Regions from separate parts of the Homo sapiens genome. Here all the other regions are linked to region 3. The links are chromatin loops, found by intact Hi-C in ENCODE. Cell type or tissue: CD14-positive monocyte. All regions are shown on one strand.

Region 1 (8,000 bases), 51 kb after region 3:
AGGCTGCAGAACATGAACTAACTCAACCTCTTTCCTTACAAACCACCCAGCCACAGGTACGCCTTTATAGCAACACAAAACAGACTAAGCCAGCAGGAATATGGGGTTTTATCACACTCCTCTCTCCATTTGTGTGTATTTGAAATAAAGAGTTTTTAAGGAAAATGTAAAATTGTATGTGAGGTTAAAAAAGAACTGCTGCTCCTATGATGACGAATTTTGGGTTAATTCACCTGCTGTGAAGAGATGAAAAAAGAAAAAACGAAGACTTCACTTTGCTTCTCCTCTATATTTTTAGCAGTCTTTGGAGATTATTCTTACTGGGGAAGAAATTGCACTGAGTCAAAGGCATTTCCTTCTCAAGTGCTAATACGTTACCACACATTACCTCTTACACAGTTCCCTCCTCAAAGAAACATAAACATAGCATAACAGAAGAGAACAGCCTTTTGCGCCATTTTTCAGACACTGGCTCTCCTTGTCCCCTGAGGTTTTCTTCTTTCTGAGTGCACATTCCAGATGGCTGTGCTTTGAAATCCCACACCTGCTCCAACCCTGATCCTCTCCTAGAAACTCCTCTGAGGAGGCATCTCTGGTCTCCCAACCAGGGTGACCAACTCTCTTCTCTGTCCCTTCGTTTCCTTGCATACCCTCCCCGCAGCACTTAACATGTGATATGAAACGCATTTGTGTCTCTTCCCTGGACCATAAGCTCCCTTAGGGCAGGGACTCAGCCTTTTAAACATTTCTTTCCAGTGTCTAATATCTTCTGGCAAATAGCAGACTCTCAGTAGCTGCCAAATACATGCATGCTCTGGTACTATCTCCTGTAAGCCTCGGTAATCTTAACAAGGTTTCCACTATGAAAAATCTCTGTTCTTAATTTCCTTTATTAAGTATTAAGTTTTGGATGTTTCTGTCTAGCAAAAAGCCTGTACTCTGAACCAATAATTTAATCATCTACCAGTTTTGTTGATTAGAAGATAATACTTGTCTCTCAGGGTTTCTAAGGCGCCGCACCCAGCCAAGAGTTTTTATTCCTTGGCATGTGTCCAGGAAATTTCTAGTTAAGAATAGGCTTATGATAATCCGGTCTAAGATCTAGAAGATTTACAAGTCATAGGAGTTTTAATTTATGGGATTCTGGAAAGTGAACTAGTTGCATAATTTGTATATATATCCATTTTCCTGAACTATTTTTAAAAACATCTTTCTTGACATGTGTCACATACCATAAAATTCAATCATTTAACATATACAATTCAATGTTTTAAAATATATTAATATATTTGTGCAAACATCTCTATAACTTTAGAGCATTTTCATCACCAGCCCTCCTCCAAACACCCTGCTGCCATCACTGCCCATTCTCTCTCCCCTCTTTGGCCCTAGGTGCCCACTAATGTACTTTTTGTCTCTGTAGATTTGCCTACTCTAGACATTTCTCATAAATAAAATCATACAATATGTGATCTTTTATGACTTGCTTTTTTTATTTAGTATTTACAAGGATCATCCATGATGTAGCCTGTGTCAGTACTCCATTCTTTCTTCTGTTGCCAAATCCTATTTCATTGTATAGATATACCTCATTTTGTTGATCCATTCATCAGATGATGAACATTTGGGTTGTTTCCAATATTTGGCCATTATATATGATGCTGCCATGAAAATGGCAAATTAAATTTTTGTGTGGACTTAAATTTCCATCTCTCTTGGACATATATAGCTAAGAGTAGAATTGCTGGGTCCTGTGGTACCACCATGTTTAACTTTATGAGGAGCTGTCAAGCTGCTTTCCACGGTGGTTGCATCATTTTACATACCCACCAACAATATATGAGGGTTCCAATTTCTCCACATCCTCACCACTTACTATCATTCCTTTTTTAATTACTGTAGCTATCCTAGTGAATGTGGTTTTGATTTGCATTTGCCTAATGTCAAACAGATGTTGAGCATCTTTCCACGTGCTCATTGGCCATTTATATAACTTATTTGGAGAAATGTCTATTCAAATACTTTGCCCTTTTAAAATTGTGTTGTCTTTTCATTGTTAAATTATAAAAGTTCTTTATATATTGTGAATTAAGGCTCTTATCCGATATGTGATTGTCATAGTTAAGAAATCATTGATTAGCCCAAGGTCACAAAGATTTAATCTTGTCTTAGTCTGTTTTCTGCTGCTATAACGGAGTATCACAGACTTGATAATTTATACACAAAAGATTATTTGGCTCACAGTTTTGGAGGCTGGGAAGTCCAAAGGCATGGTGCCAGCATCTGCTTAGCCATCTGGTGAGGGCTTTCTTGTTGCATCACACCATGGCTGAAAGCAGAAAGGCAGGTGACAAATGAGACAGGGAGAAAATGGAGGTCAAACTTATGCTGGAGTCCTCTCCCTCAATAACTAATCCACTACCCTGATAACAGCATTAATCCGTTCACAAGGGCAGAACCCTCATGATCTACACCTCTTAAAGGTCTTACCTCCTAGTACTACCCCAATGGCAATTAAATTTGACCATGAGTTTTGGTGGGACATTCAAACCATAGCAAATCCCATGTTTTCTTTTAAGAGTTTTGTAATTTTAGCTCTTTCATTTCAGTTGTCAGGGAAGCTACAGATTACCTGTCCCTGTGTAAGTTCTCAGTTGAGACAAGCCCCTGTAACAAAAGCAGATCAACAAGAAAAAAACAAACAAGTTTATTAACACATACAGTGAACACCATGCAGGAAAAACCTCAATGAAAAGTAACTCAAAGCAGTTGCTTAGAACTCTGGCTTGTATCGCATCTTCAACAAAGAACAATAAATTTATAGAGAAATGACAGGACAAAGGAAGGCAATTTCCTTTCGGGGTAGGAAACAGTGGGAAAATAACTATATGGGGGTAAACTAATGAAGTAACGTTTGTTTGCAGATTCTTCTGGTGCTTTCTCTGGGTGAATAGAGTCTAGAGTTGTGTCCAGTAAACGAGAATTTATATCCTACCTTGAGGCAGAAAAGGGGAAGACAGCGAGAGCTTTTTCCATTTGCTGCTTCTTAATTGCCTTCAGTCACAAAATAATTGATAATTGTTTTAATATAGTGTGAAATAGTAGTTCAAGTTCATTCTTTTGCATGTAGAGATCCAGTTGTCCCAGCAGCATGTTTGGAAAGACTTCTTTTCCCCATTGGAATTGTCTCGGCAATCTTATCTAAAATAAATTTATATACATGTATATATTTATATACATATATACACATGTATATATGTGTGTGTGTGCAGGATTTTTAAAAAAACTTTTATTGGGGTGTGATTGACATACAAAAAGCTGTACATATTTAATGTATGCAACTTGATGAGTTTGAGGCTAAATATACATCTGTGAAATCATTACCACAATCTAAACATACCCATCACCTCCAAAACAGTTTCCTCCTACCCTCTATATTTATAATTATTTGTGTATGTGTGTGTGTGCATGTGTGTGTGTGTAGTATGTGATAAAACATAAGATCTACCCACTTAGCAAATTTTTAAGATGTAATACAGTTTTGTTAACTATAGGTATTATGTTATACAGTAGATCTCTAGGACTTACTCATCTTTTATAACTGAAACTTTGCAACTTTTGGCTAATAGCTCCCTATATCCCCCTTTCCCCAGCTCCTGACAACCACCATTCTACTCTCTGCTTCTACAAGTTTAACTATTTTAGATTCCTTATGTAAGTGGCATCAAGTAGTACTTGTCTTCCTGTGTCTAACTTGTTTCACTTAGCATAAAGTCCTCTAGGCTTATGCATGTTGTCACAAATGGCAGGATTTCCTTCTTTCTTAGGGCTAAACAATATTCCACTGTATATATATAACACATTTTCTTTACCCATTCATCCATGATGAATATTTAGGTTACTTAGGTTCATGCTGCAATGAACAGGAGTGCAAATGCTCTTTGAAATCCCAATTTCGATTCCTTTAGATATATACCCGGTAGTGGGATTGCTGGATCACATAGTAGTTCTATTTTTAAATTTTTTGAAGACCCTCCATAATGTCTTGCATATGTAGGCTGGCTTCTAGACTGACTGTATTCCATTGATCTATGTGTCTATCCTTATGTCAGTATCATGCTGGCTTGACTACTGTAACTTTGTAGTAAGTTCTGAAGTAAATGTGAGTCCTCCAATTTTGTCCCTCTTTTTAAGGATTCTTTTGATTATTCTGGGTCCCTTGCTTTTCCATATTACTTTTAAAGTGCATATATCTTGTTCTTCTGAAATTATTTCATTTATGTGTTATTTCTGGTTATATCATCCAAGTTTGTTTATTTTTTTCACTCATGATTGCTTTATCTTCATTTCTTTCTCTTTAAGATTTTTAAAAATCTTTCAGACAATGAATTTGGGTTCCAAAGTGACTAGCTTGTCTTTTAATATTTTAGCTAAAAGCATTTTAAATTTGTGTGGTATATGTGTATATTTTGTGACTGAATCTTCTTACATCCTCTTATTACAATTTCATTTAATAAGTGCTTCACCGAAATTTAATTAACATAACATAAAATTCACCCTGATAAAGTGTAAAATTCAGTGTTTTTAGTAAATTCACTCAGCTGTTGAACCATCTAATTCTAGACTGTCTAACTTCAGAACATTTCATAACCCTCCAAAGAAAATCTTGCCATCTTAGTTTTTGAAAATTTTTTGGCAAGCTTCATTCTTGACAACTTCTTCTTTTTTTTACTTTGGTAAAACCACCACCTTGCCTTGAGCTATTTGCTCATTCAAAACTAAAGTTTATTTAGGCCACTTGATATGATTCACCTTGTCTCTAGAGAAATCTTAAAACTTTTTCAAGGAAGTGGTCAATTATTTACATAAACTTGAAAAGGCTTTGCTTCTCATCACTTCAAACACAAGGCTTTGAGAATTACCCATTTGATTTGCTACTTTGCAAATTCACAAATAACTCTATATTTGAACATTTAAATTGTTTGAAGTGTTTGGGGAAACAATTTACTTCCTGGCTCTATATCCTTTTTAGTTATCTCTTCCTTTTATGTAAGAACTGCATTAATAGATGACTTTCAAGAATATTATGAGAAAAAATAGTGAAAGTAATTTAAGCAAAGTATATTCTGTACTCAATTCTACATCAACAATGAACGAACCTCTTGTCCACAACCATTTAAAAACACTCCATTGAACTCAGATGTAAAAGTTTACTGAGTTATGTCAGTGGAAACTTTGCCAAGAACAAACAAAACAATGAGGCCATAACTGGAGAATGTTCTGTTCTCTATTTTTTTTTTTGAGACAGAGTTTAACTCTTTCATCTGCCGCCCAGGTTGGATGGAGTGCAGTGGTGCAGTCTCGGCTCAATGCAGCCTCCATCTCCTGGGTTCAAGTGATTCTCCTGCCTCAACCTCCCAAGTAGCTGGGACAACAGGCCCACCACCACGCCCGGCTCATTTTTTGTGTTTTTGATACAGATGGGTTTTCACCATGTTGACCAGGCTGGTCTCAAACTCGTGACCTTGGGATCCACCTGCCTGGGGCTCCCAAAGTGCTGGGATTACAGGTGTGAGCCACTGTGTCTGGCCTATCCAACTATTTTTCAAAGTCATCAGAAAAGCCTTGATATCCGTCATTCACTATAATGCAGAAAAACCTCACATTTTGAATTTAGGCATACCTGGGTTAGAATTCCGCTAAAGAGCTGAGTTAGCTTAGATAACATATAACAACGGTAAACCAAAAAGTATCTGAAACAAGTCACAATCCATTTAGAAGTTTTTTTTGCCAAGGTTGAGGATGCACCCAGGAGACAGGTCTGTGCCTTTCTCCAAAGATGATTTTAAGGGCTTCAATAATTTAACCAGGAAAAGCAAGCTGGAGAAGGAATAGAGAGGGTATGGGCATGTGACTGAACTCACATATTGCAAGACAAAAGGATCAGGTAGGGGAATAGTCAATTATGTATTTGTCTTGCCCTCAGTGGATCCACACTTTACACAAGATAAGGTGAACATGTTACCAGTGGAAGGTGTCCAGGAACAAAGAGTTGGACAAAACTCACAAATAAAGCAAGGAAAGAATGAAGCAACAAAAGCAGAGATTTACTGAAAATGAAACTACACTCCACAGTGTGGGAGCGGGTCTGAGCATAGGGGCTCAAGAGCCCCGTTACAGAATATTCTGGGGTTTAAATACCCTTTAGAGGTTTTTATTCGTTACTTGGTATATGCCCTATGGAAACGAAGGGGATGAAGTGAAGTTACAAAGTCATTTACTCAGTGTATGCCCTATGTAAATGGAGAGAATATTTCCTGTCATAGCTGAAGCATTTCCACTTGATTTACGTCTAGGAAGTCATTAGGTTCCCTGCCTCCAGACCCTATTCTCCTGCCTCAAACACAGAGTGAAGATATTTAATATTTTATCGTAGCTATCTGCTTAGGAACAAAAGGAATGGCAGGTGCTTGCATGAGTCAGCTTTCAGCTTAATTTTTCCCCTTGGCGTACTGAATTGGGGTCCCAGGTTTTTATTTTCCTTTCATACAACAGACCTCCACTTTCTGACCCTCAGCTTTCTCATCTGTATGTGTAACCTGACTTCTTCCAGACCTCACCAGCTGGAGATGTAGATGAAGTCAGCTATAGTTTGAATGTTTGTGTCCCTCCAAATTTAATGTTGCAATTTATTCTCCAGTGCAACCATATTAGAAGGTGGGGCATTTAGATGGTGATTAAGTCATGAGGGCTCCACCACAGCAAGAAGGTACAAGCCTCACCAGACACCAAACCTGCTGGCACTTTGAAATTGGACTTCCCGGTCTCTGGAACTGTGAGAAATAAATTTCCATTGATTATAAGTTACCCAGTCTGAGGTTTGTTTTTGTTTTTGTTTGAGACAGCGTCTCGCTCTGTTGCCTAGGCTGGAGTGCAGCGGTGCCATCTCGGCTCATTGCAGCCACCACCTCCCGGGTTCAAGCAATTCTCTTGCCTCAGTCTCCTGAGTAGCTGGGATTACAGGTATGCACCACCAAGCCCAGCTAATTTTTTTTTTTTTTTTTTACTAGAGGCAGAGTTTCACCATGTTGGCTAGGCTGGTCTCAAACTCCTGGCCTCAGGTGTTCCACCTGCCTTGGCCTGCCAGTGTACTGGGATTACAGGCATGAGCCACTGCACCCAGCCTAAGGTATTTTATTATAGCAGCAGGAATGGACTAAGACAAAGGCACATTAACAATCATGATGCATACTTCCTTGGCAACTTTCCACCTCAGGCTTTGCAGGATTTCTGCTTCCATGTCAAGTTCATCACCCCTGAGTGCTTCCAGGGCTGTCTCTCATGTGCTTACCTGCAAACAAGTTGGTTTCACTCCCACCATCAAGGGCAGTGCCCCTACTCCACACTCCACAGGGGGATCAGATCTGTTTTCTTGCTTCCCTGGACTCGAAGCAAGCCCTGCTGCTGCTTCTCCAGTGAATGAAGGCGTGTCCACCAGGTTGAGGATGACCAGGCATCTGAAATCATTTTGGTTCTTAGAGTCGCAAAACCTCTACTCTGATCTAAGTTTCTCTCTTATCCTACAGGCTGCAGTTTGTGCAAAAAATCTTGAGATACATGGGTTTCCAATTCTAGGGCACATAAGAATAACTTGGTGAGTTGTTAAAAATGCAGACTCGTGAGCCCCACCCAGGACTCTGGATTGAATTTTTCATGTTGAAAGTCCGCAGGTCACCTGAAAGCTATTCTCTGGTGTACTGACGATTTGGATAGCCAATGGTCTGTTGTTGGGACTATTAAGACAGACTCACTTCTTTTCTCTTGTCTCTCCAGTCTCTTCCTCACGGCCTTGAGCTGACCTCTAGCCAGAGTGACATACGAGAAATGCAAATCTCTATCATTTATTTCTCACCATCCTGCAACGCAGTCATTTTCTCTCAATAATACAATACAACAAAAGCCCAATATATTAAACTGATGTCATAGGAGCTGCTCAGCTG
Region 2 (8,000 bases), 220 kb after region 3:
TTTAACTAGCTAGGCATGATGGCACACACCTGTAGTCCTAGCTACTCAGTAGGCTGAGACAGGAGGATCACCTGAGCCTAGAAGTTGGAGGCTGCATTGAGCTATGATCGTGCCACTGCACTCCAGCCTGGGCAACAGAGTGAGATCCCGTCTCAAAAAAAAAAGTCCCTTTTATGAGAGTTTCAAATAACAGAGGAAGGAGGAATAAATTCACATTTCTGTGGCCTAATTCATGAAGTGCCTTTTCCATATAGATTTGATCTGTTTGAAATGACAAGTCTATATCAAGCTTTCTAGTCAGTGTCTGGCAAATGGAAATTTTTTCAAGAATCTTAGCTATTATTGTAATTCTTATATAGTCTTTGAAACAACTCTGTAAAGTTGCCGTTGTTTTTCCCATTTCATCAGAGTGAGCCAAAGTTCAGAAAGTTCAAGCCCAAGGACATCTACCTGAGCTGCTGTGGTGAAGCCACGCAGTCCATGTTCTTCCCAGCCACATTTTGCTGCCAAAGGCTAAATAATTCAGCAAGATTCATCACAAAATTCAACAATATGCCCCATGAAAAATCTGTCTTCGACTGTTTGGAGGGTGGGCATTTTGTCCTTTAGGACAGATATTGAAAGAGGCTTCTGGATATCACTCTGATATGAAGCGGCTATTTTAGGATTTCAGGATGATTTCTTATAAGAAAGAGCTGGTATACTAACAGTAATTAATCTTTTACTTGCCAGAGGGAAAGAAATACTTTACAATGTCTTCATTATTTTTTCCTATTTCAGAGTTTTCCAATGTCTGAAGGCAAATATGCCTATCAATTGCAAATCACAAATTCTCAACCTGGACTCTGAGGCATGGTATTGAGTAGAATGCTATAAATATGACCCAGCTGTTAACTTTGCATGTTACAAACAGAGATGTTTCATAATGGCTCATCAAGTGACTTATAAACATCAATGATGCAAGACAGAATAACTTGTTTTTTTCTACTATACCATGATGTTAAATACATCTTCTGTATTAGATTTTGTTACCTACATTCTCCCTTTGTTTATTTTTGAAAAATAAAATCCTTTTTATGGTACTCCAGACATACATTTGCATATCAGAGAGTTGGTAAAAAGAAAAAAAGAGAGAGTTATTTGGTATAAAAAGGAGTCATTAAAGACTTTAACATCAATTTGGAAAATTCAAGAATTAAGGCAGAAGACTATCATGCAAAAAGCAGTAAGTTCAAAGTAAGAGTTTAAAAAAGCAAGGGAGATTGTGGGAAATGAGCTGCCACCTTTTTTTCCCAGATTTTTATCTCATTTTAACTTTCTTTTAGGTACAATGGATGCAGACATGTCTGTAAACATTACTAATTTGAAATTACTCCTCTTGAATTTGAAGCGTATTATTTGATGGAATACTGTAAATGTGCTCACAGATGTTTCCTCACATGCTTCAAAACATAGGTGTCCCAACATGGTCAGCCAAGTGGCTTTTAAATATTGATGATGCAAGAAAAATTACCATGTTTTTATATAATTGGGCACCATTGAGGTTTTGCAAGGCTTCAGATTTTACTGGTAATAAAAGCTATAAATTGAGTCTTCCCTTACTACCAATCTCTTCATCTCAGACCTGCCCCAAAACCCTACTTGTCTGACATAATAAACAGTTGAACCCCAGCATAATTAACCAATTTTATAAGATGGTTTTATGATCAACCTAGAATATAGATGATACAAATGTCTTCCCATGTTACAGGGTGGCAAGCCGATTTTCATCAGACATTTATGAGGAGATCATTTTCTCTGACCACTTCATTCCCAAGGCCAGGGCTGATGGGAGGTAGGGTAGGTGGTGAGGGAGACAGTGAGGAAATGGAAGTTCTATCACCAAGAAAATTTCCTGGTGAGTGTGATATCAGGCAGTGAGAGAGTTTGAGAAGCAAAGAGCAGTGGTTTGCTTTTATTTTTTGGTTTTTGTTTTGTGGTGGTGGTGTGGGGTTTGTTTTTAGTGACAGGCTTTAAATCACAAAGAAACATTTCAAAAGTAAATGACATTTAACTTGAATAACTGGACAAATGATTCTTCTAACATCATCTGAAGAGAAGCTATTTACCTTCTGATGCATTGGTGAGGGGCCATATGGTGTTGTTATGCCATTTATGCATAGGAATTCCTGTTTTCATACTGAAGTATGTACACACACACATATATACAGTGTTAGTTCTACTGCTCTCTCATCAGTGGATTTCAGAGATATTTCCATTTAGTCTCATTGAAGGTCTGGTGTGGGAGGATATGAGAGAGGAAGTCACTGGGCCCATGGGAAACTGAGTTTGGGTGCAACCTCTGAAGCCAGAAGAAGGGGAAGCCACCAGTAACCTAGTTATCTCATCCAGGCAACCAGTGATGATTTACATGCACAGCTGTCCTCAGACAGCCCTGCTGCATGGCTGACAATTACAGGATGGTTGAAACCCTGCTCTCTGTGTCTAGTAAATATTATTTCTATTGTCATGTCAAAACACTAGGCCTTTTTTCAATTATTCAGCTTTTCTTTTACAATCATCGATTGTACTGTGGAAAAAACCTCAGGAGAAAACTCTATTATATACCAGCCAGAATCCTTTAACGAGTAATTTTGCACATTTACCATAAACTTAAACTTGAATCTTACACTCTTCAGTGTTTTGGGTTGCAAACAACAGTAGATTTTCTGGCTAACCTGAATTTGTTAGAAGGATATAAATAAGCTCCCAGCGTTGTTGGGAAAACTCAGCATACTTAGGCAGAAACGAAGGTAGGCAAAGCCCCGCCAACATCCTGCAGGGACCTGCTGATCCCGGGTGCTTGCTATTACGCCACTAGCCTACACCTGACATCACAAATAATATGCAAGTGGCTGAGCCTTTGAGATGCCCAGCCACGCTTTGGTCACATGACCATGCTCCAGCAGCCAGGGGTCAAAGAGTCGAAGAAAGATCGTCCCCCTTTGACTTCCATTGCGGCGAGGGACAAGCCCTGTCCCTCACCCATCTTCAGATTCTCCCCAAACAGGAAGGATACTGGGCATCCAGAAGCACAAAATGTTTAGGGCTTGGTGGTCGGTGCTTTAACTACATTTCCTCACTTAATTATGACAACAGCCGCGTCACTCCTGTCTTAAAGATGAGAAATCAAGGCTCGAAAAAGACAAGCAATTGCCCATCATGGTGAGATCTAAGATATTGAAGCCCCATTGCACACATCACAGAAATCTTACATTATGATTAATCTCACTCAAATGTTAGGTGTCTTTGAGTGTATTTCCTTAGAAAAGTTGTGATCTGAATGTGGTAACACTCTTGACCAAAACACAGGTTTCATTAAAAAACAAAACAAAACCATTTCTTCAAACACAGCCGTGTCATAATAAGAGTCTTTAAGAATAAGTTAGTGCCTGTCTATTCCATATTACAAGCTGAAAGCATAATTTCTTTAAGCTTAGCTGTCAATTTATCTGAAAATATGGAAGGAATAACATATTCTTAGTTTACAACAAGGAATTTATGGCTTAAAGATGCTTAGAGGGGACTGTTTTTTTGCTTCTGCGTAGAACCACAGCACGCTACTGACCTCCTGTGGCCATATTTCAAGGTACTGTCTTCTATTTAAAAGGAGCTTCTTCAAAGAGAACAGCAATTGCAGGAGAGGTCCCCCGGGTGTTTGATCCTGATGTGTCATCATTGAGAAACTAGTTGTTGTTCTACTCAAATGTGGAATTACTGAGCCAGTAAGTCCAACTGTGCTCTGCCCAAAAGCTACAGTCTTGTTCCTAATAATTTGCCCAAGTCTTTGCCCACAACATAACTTCTATATTTTTAAAAAATATTCACTGAGCACCTATTGGGTTTGGGGCATCTGACAAACACTTTACCTTGTCTCATTTAATCAATGCAACAACTATATTATTGCCATTTTATAGAGAAATTGAAGTTCAAGGAAGATCAGTAATTTTTCCCAAAATCAGAGGCACAAAATGGGATTTTGATCAAAGGATTCAATCCCCTTCCCCATCTTCAAGGTCTGTAATATGGTTTGGATACATGTCTCCACCCAAATCCCATGTCAAATTGTAATCCCCAGTGTTGGAAGTGGGGCCTGGTGACAGATGATTGGACAATTGGAGCGATTTCTTGTCAGTAGTTTCGCAGCATCCCCTTGGTGCTGTTCTCATGATAGTGAGTGAGTTCTCATGAGATCTGGTCATTTAAAAGTGTGCAGCACCTCCCCACTTCCTCTCTCTTGCTGCTGCTCCAGCCATGTAAGACTCCTGCTCTCCCTTTGCCTTTTACCACAATTGGAAGCTTCCTGAGGCCTCCCCAGAAGCAAAAGCCACCATGCTTTCTGCACAGCCTTGCAGAACCATGAGCCAATTAAACCTCTTTTCTTTATAAATTGCCCAGTTTCAGATAGTTCTTGATAGTAGTGCAAGCACAGACTAAAACAGTCTTCTAACATCACCCATGAAGGCTTCCGTGACTGCTTGGCACACAGAGATATCACCTCCTCAGGACTTTAGTACTTGGCTCATACTCCTTTATATTATTATTTTTATACGTGTAGTAAAAACCTTGGTCAAAGGTCAGATGGGAGGGGTGTTAGTGTGTAAATCTAGAACAAAAAATTCTCCCAGGGTCAAAATCTGCACATGTAGTTGTGAAAAATAATGATGGCTCACATTTACCAGCTGCTAGCTGTGAGCCAGAGATGTCTCGATGTGCTTAACATGTTCTAAATGACTGAGCATGTGGCTTCAAGGCTTAGCTGGTTACAGCGGTTGTCTAGGAAATGACTGAATCTTTTTTACACCAACTCTGCAATGTGGATGTTACTAATATCCCTGGTTTATAGATGAGAAGACTGAGATGTTAAATCTGTTGTTTTCAAAGGTTGAATTGTGTCTCCACAAAATTCATATGTTAAAGTTCTAACTCCCAGTACCCCAAATGCGGCCTTATTCAAAAATATGATGGTTGCAGATGTAATTAGTTAAGATGGGGTCTTATTGGAGTAGAGTGGGCCCTTAATCCAATATGACTGGTGTCCTTCAAAAAGAATGCTATGTGAAAACACAGACACACACACACAGTGATTATACCATGTAATGGCCAGACACGGTAGCTCATGCCTGTAATCCCAGCACTTTGGGAAGCCGAGCCAGGCAGATCACTTGAGGTCAGGAGTTTGAGACCAGCCCCACTAACATGGTGAAATGCTGTCTCTACTAAAAATACAAAAATTATCCGGGCATGGTGGTGGGTGCCTATAATCCCAGCTACTCGGGAGGCTGAGGCAGGAGAATCGCTTGTACCCGGGAGGCAGAAGTTGCAGTGAGCCGAGATTGCACTACTGCACTCCAGCCTGGGCGACAGAGAGAGACCCTGTCATACACACAAAAAAGACTGGAATTATGCTGCTGCAAGCCAAAGAATGCCAAAGATTGCTGGCAAACCACGAGAAGCTTGGAGTAAGGCCTGGAACAGAGTCTCCTTGGTGGCCCTCAGAAGGAATCAACCCTATTAACATCATGGTCTGACTTGCAGCCCGCAGATCTGTGAGACGACATATTTCTGCTGTTCTAAGCCACCCAACTTGTGGTGCTTTGTTACAGCAGCCCCAGGAAGGTACAGTGCTTGGCTAAGATCTCAGAGCCACCAGGTGGGGAAGCACAAAAGCAGACCCCAGCAGTATGGCATGAGAGCCAGTGCTCTTCCCTGCACTGCACAGGCTGGAGAGAAACAGGAGGAGGAAGGAGGTAAGTGATTGCAGAAATATCTCACATCCCTTGGGAGGGTGGCCAGTACCTAGAGCCAGGGGGAAGGGCTTTTATACAGAATCCCCACACTGCAGAAGCAGTCACTGTGTGTGTCCCAGTCTCCAGTTGTACTTCTTATCACCCAGGATTCCGGGTAGTCATACTGATATGATATTGAGCAACATACCATCTGCAGCAACAACAGGGGCAAGGGGAATGGGTGCCCATGCCTCCTTTGACCTTTCCATGAGCCCTGTCTTCCAGCTGTCACACACCCACAGCAATAAACAGGGTGCTCCAAAAAGGTTAGTGAGGTTTTTTAAGATTAATTGTTTTATTGGCATTTAATTGCTGTGTTAGTCTATTTGCATTGCTCGAGGAATACCTGAGGCTGTGTAATTTGCAAAGAAAAAAAGGTTTATTTGGTTCACAGTTCTGCAGGCTGTACAAGCATGGCACCAGCATCTGCTCCTGGTGAGGCCTCGGGGTGGTTCCAATCATCACAGAAGGCAAAGGGGGAGCATGCATGTCACATGGCAAGAGGGGAGCAGGAGAAACGGGGAGGAGGTGCCAGGCTGTTTTTAAACAACCAGATCTCATGTGAACTCATAGAGTGAGAACAGACTCATCACCATGAGGATGACACCAAGCCATTCATGAGGGATCCATCCCCATGATCCAAACACCTCCCACCAGGCCCCACCTCCAACATCGGGGGTCACATTTCAACATGAGAGGAAAAACATTTGGAGGAGAAAAGCAACCAAATTACATCCATTGCCATAAAATAAATTGTACATATTTACAGTGCACAATTTGATAACTTATGACATCAGCACACATCCATGAAACCATCACCACAACTAAGATATTGAATGCATCCATCATCCACAGAAGTCTCATCACACCCCTGTGTACTCTGTCCCACCTCGCCATCCTACCCTCCTCTCTGTCCACAGGCAATCTTTCACTTGTCTGCTCTCTTTCACTATGGATAGCTTGCATTTTATAGAATCTCATATCAAGAGAATCATATAGTATATTCTATTTTTGTCTGGCTCCTTTAACTTGGCATAATTATCTTGAGATTCATCCATGTGTTGTGTTATATCAATAGTTCATTACTTTTTATTTCTGAGTAGAATGCCACCATACGAGTATATCACAATGTGTTTATCCATTCACCTGTTGATAGGTACTTGGATTGTTTCCACTTTAGAGATATTACAAATAGTCTCGTCCACACATTGTGACAGACTCTTTGTATGGACGGATGCTTTTATTTTTCTTGGGTAAATAGGAGTGACATAGGAGTGAAAGGCTGGGACCTATAGTAAGTGTATTTTCACTTTTTAAGGAACTGTCAAATGATTTTCTGTTGTGATCGTACTGTTGTATGTTCCAATCAAGAGTGTGACAGCGTTCTGGTTGCTCCATCTCCTCTTCACCAATATTTGATATTGTCCATTTTTTTTTAGATTTGTGCCACTGTAATAGAGGTATATCTCATTGTGGTTTTAATCTGCATCACCCTAATGATAACGGTATTCGTGGAGCATCTTTCGGCTTGCTTATTTGCTATACCTTCTTCAGTATATATAACTCTATCTCTCACCTATGAGACGTTTAATTTTGGTGACTCTCTGAACATTTCTTCTTAGTTTTTGCCCTCTGCATCCCCAATTCTTGACTTCTATGCAGATTTAAGCTCTACTTATTACCTTGATGTTTTCCATCCTATATAATATTGAGATGAAGATGCCTCCTTGGTGGAGGCAGTGAGACCAGGAGAGACATTTGAGGTTCTTTCTTGCTTTCCCCACATTGCCCCATGATAATCCCTGCCTGGTCTAGAGTCCAGGGGTGTCTTAGTCTGTTTGGGCAGCCATAACAAAGTACTACAAACTGGGTAGCTTATAAACAACAGCAATTTATTTCTCCAAGTTCTGGAGGCTGGGAAGTTCAAGATCAAGGCATTGGCAGATTCCGTATGTGGTGAACACCCTCTTCCTGGTGCACAGATGGCACCTTCTTGCTATGTCTTCATATAGCAGAAGGGGGAGGGAGCTTTCTGGGGTCCCTTTTATAAGGGCACTAATCTCATTCACAAGGGCTTCACCCTCATATTTCATCGCCCCCTCCAAAGGCCCTGTTGCCTAATGTCATCACACTGGTGACTAGGTTTCAACATGTGAATTCGGGGGTGGCACA
Region 3 (8,000 bases):
CTTGAAAGCACAGGTGACTTCTCTATTTGACACCAGTATGCCCTTGAAAAAGTTATTCTGTCTTTCAGCATCACAATTTCTCTCTATGTAAAATGTTGGGAGTATGTAGTGTAACCTAAATACATCACCTACCTCATGCCTGTCACAAAGAACGTTATCTTGAAATTAGTTTTCTTTCAATTCACTTCCTTATGTAATCAATCCCACAGCACCTATGAAACAGGTGTGATCATCCTTTTAAGGATGCACTGGCTGGGCGAGATGGCTCATGCCTGTAATCCAGCACTTTGGGAGGCCGAGGCAGGTGGATCACCTGAGGTCAGGAGTTCAAGACCAGGCAGACACCTGTAATCCCACCTACTACGGAGGCTGAGACAGGAGAATCACTTGAATCTGGGGGGCAGAGGTTGCCATGAGCCAAGATGGTGCCACCTCACTCCAGCCTGGGCGAAAGAGCGAGACTCCATAAAAAAAAGGGGGGGTGCACTGACTTAGGCTTGGGAGAGTGATGAGAATGCAAACATAGGTCTCCTGGAGTCTCCAGCCTGTGATGGCCAACATAATGCAAATTTAGCCTCAACATGTGCATATTTGTGGGGAAGCATGCTATAGTTGAAGGGAGGAAGATGGAAAAGAAGTAGAAAAATATGGAGACATGTAGCTACATGTATGTGACCATATATCCTACATCTGATCTTGGAAGCCATGCAAAATGGCCAAGTCCTGACTGGAGATGTTGCAAGAGAAGCAATGTGGTACACAGTTTTTTGGTTTAAAACAGTGGTTCTGGCAGGAGGTAGGAATTCAGTTCCTCAGAGGACATTGGGCAATGTCTGAAAACATTTTGGTTATTACAGTGGGGGAGGGAGTGTTACTGGCATCTGGTGGGTAGTGACCAGGGATACTGCTAAATATTGTAGAAGGCCCAAGGCAGCCCCTACAACAAAGAATTATGCAGCCCAAAATGTCAGTAGCACCAAGACCGAGGCACTGGTTTCAAATGAAAAGTTCAACAAGAACAATAAAATAGTCTTTTCATGTATTTATTCCTTTTCAGTAATAGTCTTTAAATATTCTGGCAATAATGTCAAATGGAGGTTTGCTCAGTACACTAATTCTGTGAGAAGGTTACAATGTTCTAAGGTGAGAAAAGTATGTGTTTAAATAAATGTATTGTTTCTAATACTGGAATGAAGATAGCCCTGAGATAATTGATACTTAAAGTAGTTATAGGTTTTAAATCACAAAAGGTACTAAAAAACATATTTATAGGCTTTAAATCACAAAAGGTACTAAAAGGTACCAGTCAGTAATGTTGATCTAAAATAAAAGTGTAAAATGTTCTCACGAAATTTTCTTCTGTCAGGAAAATCTGAATTCCTTGACTTCAATTATTTGAATTTTGGGGATTTGGAACAAACAACATCCAAAATCGATCGTGCATCGAACAAAAAGATGTAGGAAAGATAAAGACACAAGTTTAAAATCATTTTAAACATGTGTACTGCTTTAAATGTCTATATTTTGCTCAAACTGGTACCTTCCCTGTAAAACTGACACCGAATCCAAACAAGATGACACAATAATATTCTTCAAAGAATGAAGAGTAGATTCAATATATAGTTTACCTGTGTGTCAAAAAACAAAACTAGCTTGATCATTGAAAACCAACTACTTGCGGAGGAAAAAAATAAAGGCAATTCATTTTCTTATTTCACTGAGTCTTTCTAACATAAAAAAGCATGAAGACTGAGTGTTCAGTAGAGTCTACAATGTTGACCCCAAAGTTCAGGATTGCATTGTTAGGTTTGACTCTGTCTGATGGCAGAAGGGCTTCTGTCTCCCAGCATCTAATAAGGAAAATCAAGTTGTGTTTTCCATGTGGTGACTCCTATCAGCAGAATTTTAAATATACTTTTAATAAAAGCACATGACATGTGAAACTTTATGGTTGGTATGCGTAGATGGAAAACCATTAAAAATGTTTTTAATATGGGAAATTTATGACCACAAAATCAGTATATATCAAAGACTTTGGCCAAGGCATACCAATAAAGCATTCACCTACTGGGTAATGTTAAAACAGGGCAAGATAAAAGTAAAGCTGGTTCATTTCTTCCCATCACAACAAAAAGATTGATAAAGAACATACTTGATATCAAACAGAGCTTCCTGCTGGCTTCAGTTACCTGGGAGTTCGGAGCCTGTGGTTTGAATAATGTTCCGCCTACAATAGGAAAGACAGCAGAAGTGTGGAGAGACTGATGGGGCTTCCTGCAGGCTGAGCTTTTAGAGTTCAAACTCATTCTTTATTCTCGAGTAGAAACGATAACAAATGTGTAAATAAATAGTCACGGATCTTCTGATGTTCCTCTTTTGGTGCTGGGAATTGCATAATGGTTCACCCAGTGGAGATGAGCTGCATTCCTCAAACTGTACTCCAGAGTTATGTAAGTTATCAAAAGAATTGGCAAAGAAGAATTTTTCACAAATTCACCTGAAAATAAATCTCTGTATATGAGATTCCTGAAGAAACAGGGTTTAGACAGTTGGTGCACTGACTAAAGAAAATTTGATCATGAAAAACATAAAATCTGTAATATTAATAGACTTCCTACACAGCATAAGCTATCATTTTAATGACTGTAAGTTTTGTCTCTTTAATTTTGGAAAATATGTTGCCAAAGTAATAAAATCTTAATATAACAATCTAAATTTTAATATGAAATATAACTATACCTGATAGAGGTCATAATTTTTTTTTCCTAAAAGGAATGCCTAAATCACTATCAAAGAGATCTCCTCTTGATCCTCGTGAACTTAGCCATTATTTATCTCATTTTCAAACATATCAGTAAAAACACCTAAGACAATACATTTTGTAATTTCATACATCATTTTCTAATCATTTCTAACCATTGAAATAACAATTATATTTGGCATTCAAGTTTTTGAAATCCACCTTTGTTTCTGTTATTAGCAGATATGCTTTGAGTAATGCACAGAGGGCAATACTCTAACTTCTGACAAATGAGCCTTTAAGTTAAAGGAAGGTGGAGACAAAGAAAATTCTGATATAATTCAAACTGGCTGAGCTATAGAAGCAGTGCCGAGTGACCACGAGAGGGCAGCATCCTCAAATAGTTGTGAGGGGGAGGGGCGGGGGCGGCAGGGATGCAATTTATGGTGGTTAGCTGAACCTGTGTAGAACTTCAAAGTCTTGTACTGTTTTCTAATTCTTCCAGTCGAAACCCAGAAAAGTGAGAACAAGCATTTTTTTTCTCCAACTTAAAAAACAAGTGGAAGAAATTCTAAAGCAGAAATAACAACACTTTACAGCACTTAACCATGTGTCTGGCACTGTTCTAAGGGCTTTACAAATATTTACTCCCTTAGTTCTCCTAAGAACCCTGTGACGTGCACACCATTATTACTCCCAATCTTACAGAAAAGGAAACCGAGGCACGGGGAGTTTATCACTTGCTCCAGTCACATAGCTGCCAATCGGTGGAGTTGGGATGCAGACCACAGCAGCTGGATCTAGTCCAAGCATAAGACTTCTCCAGTGGAACTGAGAATTCCCAGTGGGCCCTCTGTTCTAGTGAGTCATTAAGCCTCTCTGATGAACTCGAAGTCAGATAGTAACTTTCTCCTCTCACTCAATTTTCTTAGAAGATACAATGTGATATTTTTGTCTTATTTTCCATAATAATAACCCATCTGCACTTAAAAAGAAATCCACCGTGTTTCCTTAAAATGCACACTATTACAGGCATATGTGATATATGAAGACTCGTCAAAGAGAATAATGCCCATTTTAGGCTTTGAGTCTTAAGACAGTGGAAACCTAAATGTACACAAAAATAAATAAAGACTCAAGCCTTGGTCAGCACCGGGCTTATAAATTGGTTAAACCAACAGCCTACATATGGGGAAAAATGAAGAATATCTACAAAATAATATATTATTATATGCTCATCATGATATTGAAAAAATTGACTCAAGAACTACTTGAAGGGGATCCCAAGCTAGAAAAAGACAAATCAAATTAATTAATCAATCAGGAGTATCAAATCAAAACAAGTTTTAAAAATAGACTTATAGGAAAGAGGTAGTAAATTCATGTTGAACAAATCTGAACTGTCAAGTAAACCATTCATTCATTCATTCATTCATTCATCTGGAAATTATGGAGAGTTAGGGACAGAAGCAATGACCTCTTCACAAAGTAGAGGCTGAAAGAGGAGTAGGATTTTGCTAGAAGAGGCAAAGAAGGAGAGTGCTTTCTAGGAAAGGGATCAACAAAAACCAAGTTCAGAGATGAGGAAGAGCAGAACGTGTCTGAAGAATGGCAAAAAGCCATAATTAGCTAAAATCTGTGATCTCTGGAGAAAGGTGGGGGAAATGAGCCAGCAAATATAGGGGGTGGAAGGGAGGAAAAATATTTCTTTCCTTCTACTTATCCTAGGTTCATGGCTGAGGCCCTATAACAAAATGAAGATTAACAAAAGAGGCTGGGCACAGTGGCTCACACCTGTGATCCCAACATTTTGGGAGACCAAAGTGGGAGGATTGCTTCATCTGAGGAGTTTGAGACCAGCCTGGGCAACATAGGAAGACACTGTATCTACAAAAATCCAGGAGGATTGCTTGATCCTGGGAGGTAAAGGCTGCAGTAAGCCATGATTGCACCACTGCACCCCAGCCTAGGTGACAGAGCAAGACATTGTCTCAAAAAAAAAAAAAAGTAATGAAAGAAAAGCATAGAAATGTGTTTAATATAAATTGTACATGATACCAGAGCCTTCATAAGGAAATGAAGACCTGAAGAAACAGTTCAACCTGAATGTTTTTTGTTTTGTTTTGTTTTGTTTTGAGACAGAGTCTCACCCTCTTGCCCAGGCTGGAGTGCAGTGGTGGGATCCTGGCTCACTGCAAGCTCCGCCTCCCAGGCTCACACCATTCTCCTGCCTCAGACTCCCGAGTAGCTGGAACTACAGGCGACCGCCACCATGCCCGGCTAATTTTTCATATTTTTAGTAGAGACAGGGTTTCATCGTGTTAGCCAAGATGGTCTCGATCTCCTGACCTCGTGATCCACCCGCCTCGGCCTCCCAAAGTGCTGGGATTACAGGCGTGAGCCACTGCACCCGGACCTGAATGTTTTTTATAGTAGATTTGATGAAGAGTGGACAGTCATGAAGAAATATGACAGGGCAAAAAGAGTATCATCTAATGGTAATAAACTGGAAGAAGTTTATTACCATTAACTGGGAAAAGGCCTGTTTGTTCAGATTCTTCTCTGTTACCCTTCATCTTCAGAGAGAAGGATATTCCTGTCCTCTGGGTATAAGGAAAGCATCTCTCACATGAGAGTCTTATGACCTTATTCAGGGGAGGGTCAGAATATCCTCCCAGGTTTTATGACCGGAAGAAGGCCAGCAGCAGGAGTGGGAAAGCAAGTGAGAGTGACTTTCCCACTTCTGCAGTTTTCTCAAATTACTTCAGCTTAAAATGCCCAATATGCCAAGGTTCCATATTTTGGGATAGTGAGTCCTGAACCCCATCAAGGGCAATGGGATCTTAAGTCTCTGAAACAAAAGTCTTGGTAAGGGACTTGACTTTTATATTGTAGGAAATGCAGAAAATAAGATTAAATTCTGGTGCATATCTAGTGTGCAAGTAAAAGGTTATCTTCAAATGTGTTATTAAGTATTCACATGAAGGATTGAATCATGAGTTCCTTTAGGGTCACAGATGCTGCCCGATCAGGAAAGCAAGCCCACATTTTCAAATGGCTTAATGAATAGGAGCAGCAACAATTAAAAAGAAGTACTGAAAGAGAGGTGAAGAGAGGAGGTGAGTAAGGGCAACTGAAGAACAGGTAATAGAGGTAGTGTCTCCAGAATGCACAAAAGAGGAGATTTAAGCAATGATGGTCTGTTTATCAGTTAATGTCCATCAGCCTCAGACCAGCAAAATGATCAAGAGGACCCAATTACCTAAATCAGACATTTTAAAACATAGGCATGTGCCTCTCAAACATTTTGAGTGCCTACTATGTTCAAGACACTGGACTAGGTGCTAGTTTAATGCAAGATGAAAGAGAGATGATTTCTGCTGCCCAGAAATTTATAGTCTGTATAGGAGCAGGGTGAAGTTGGTCAATAATAAAAATCATTGTACTATAGTCAAGATCTCACGAAGAGCTGTCTGCATAGTTCTATGTAGAGAAATAAGAAACTGGTCATTTAGAAGGATGTTTAGGTTATTTTTTATTATTATTATTATTATTATTATCATTATTATTATTATTTTAGAGACAGGCATTCACTATGTTGCTCCGGCTGTACTCAAAATCCTGGACTTAAGCCATCCTCCCTCTCAGCATCCCAAGTAGCTGGGATTACAGACAGGAGCCACCACGCACAGCAATGTTCAGGTTATTGTTTTCCAGGACTGTCTGGGCCAAGGATGCTATTCGTTCCTCTTCTCTTCTAGAAGATTCTATTTCTCTCTCAAGGTTTATTTCTCTGAAGAGGTTCCTAAATCTTCTTTCACCCCAGCTCTTAATAAAGGCCTAATCAATGAATAAATGAATGAATGAATGAATGAGGAAATTGAATGTTTATGTGACAATTCAGGCCCCAAAAGTTTGCATAATCAAATATAAGAAAAAATCCTGCCTTGCAAAGAAAGTCTTTGTGTCTCTTCTTCCTGCACCAAAAAAAAAAAGTTTAATAATATGCTTTTGTTTTACAAATAGTAAATTTAGACATTTCCTTGAAAGAAAACTGAGTGATATCTATGCAAGCAAAAAAAAAGAGACAGAGAAAAGTGGATACTACACTGAATAGAAAATTGAAAGGCTAGTTTTAATCCTAGCTTGCTACCATCTAACTGGATAAACTTAGACAATTTGAACTAATATTTCCTCCCTGTTTCAACTAGTAGAAAATGTATTAATTAGCAACTTTTTTTTCCGTGGGGCGTGGTAGAGAGAAAAAAAGTAAAAGTCAATTCACAATGATCAGAAATGAAAAAAATAATGAAAATTAAAAAAAAACTTTAGGCACTTTATTACATGTTTGGGTTTAGTGTACCTAGTGTATGCAATATTACTTCATTTTCAAAATTATTCCAACATGCATTGTTCTTGTACTGCAGATGAAGAGTCTGAAATCTAACGTTGTTTGTAGTTACATATTCCCCCAAAGTGGCCAAACTAGCAAAGTAGAGCTATGACATATATATGAGATCTATTCACATAAAAATAAAATGCAAAATCCCTAAATGCAATTTTCTCATTGCATGAGAAAATGATTTGAAAGTTTTTGAGAAAGTACTATAATCAGGTTGACTTTACATATACAGTAATAACACGATGCAGAAAAAAATTATTTTCTCATGAATTTAACAAACAATTGCTAAATAAGTTATTGTGCCAAGGACTGGGGTGCAATACAGTAGAAATTGTGTCCATCCCAGGGAGTTTTCAGTGTAGTGAGAGATGTAAATAAGTAATCAGCCAATTACAATTCAGTGGGGTAAGTATTGATAGAGGGGCGGAGGATACTCTGGGAAAACATAAAATGAGTTCTGAACTCTGTGTGAAGAGTCAGGAAAGCGTTGATGGACCAGCAGAAGTGAGCCAGGTGAAATGTGGGTAGGAGTGTTCCTGAGAGGGGAAAGAAAATGAGCAGAGACCCTAACAATAGAGAAATATGACTTATGGCTTATTCTGGGGAACTAATACAGGTTTCCTGTGCCTAGAGGGTAGGGTTTCAGATGGGGAATGGAGAGGGATGAAAGTAGCAGTAGGTATAAAGGAGCCAGACTAACATGAGCTTTGAAGCCATGGTTAGGAGATTGGATTTAATTCTAAGGCTGCTAAGTATCACCTGACCTGTTTGTGAGTTAGTATGGAGGCTGAATTGGAGAGAAACACAACTGTAGGCAGGCTACCAACTGTGATAGACTCCATTACTTGTTCGCAATTG

What was found. Hi-C counts contacts between places; a loop is a spot of excess contacts. Peaks named below come from ENCODE experiments on the same cell type or tissue, not always from the same donor. Only the 100,000 strongest peaks of a DNase experiment are listed, where the experiment ranks them.
Region 1: it touches region 3 in a loop (3-fold over the local background); 70 of 110 quality-filtered maps call a loop at or near these places.
Region 2: a loop joins it to region 3, with 4 times the contacts of the local background. A loop is called at or near these places in 92 of 110 quality-filtered maps.

Annotation. Positions count from the first base shown.
Region 1 is chr6:137,258,789-137,266,788 of GRCh38, reverse strand. No RefSeq gene overlaps it. Among named protein-coding and RNA genes, the nearest start is that of IFNGR1, 43 kb to the right of the region's middle. In CD14-positive monocyte, no CTCF peak of the experiment used is centred here; no DNase peak of the experiment used is centred here.
Region 2 is chr6:137,090,152-137,098,151 of GRCh38, reverse strand. No RefSeq gene overlaps it. Among named protein-coding and RNA genes, the nearest start is that of IL20RA, 49 kb to the right of the region's middle. RefSeq lists enhancers at 118-287, 883-1,052, 1,966-2,105, 3,513-3,762, 3,783-3,832. In CD14-positive monocyte, CTCF peaks have their summits at 3,352 and 3,552; a DNase peak (open chromatin) is centred at 3,651.
Region 3 is chr6:137,309,605-137,317,604 of GRCh38, reverse strand. LOC105378017 (a long non-coding RNA gene) reads left to right here and starts at 3,490. Exons shown (of 3, transcript XR_943043.1): 1 at 3,490-3,601. RefSeq lists an enhancer at 1,915-2,515. In CD14-positive monocyte, CTCF peaks have their summits at 2,890 and 3,094 (motif pointing right); DNase peaks (open chromatin) are centred at 2,394 and 3,134; H3K4me3 peaks cover 1,420 bases; H3K27ac peaks cover 737 bases.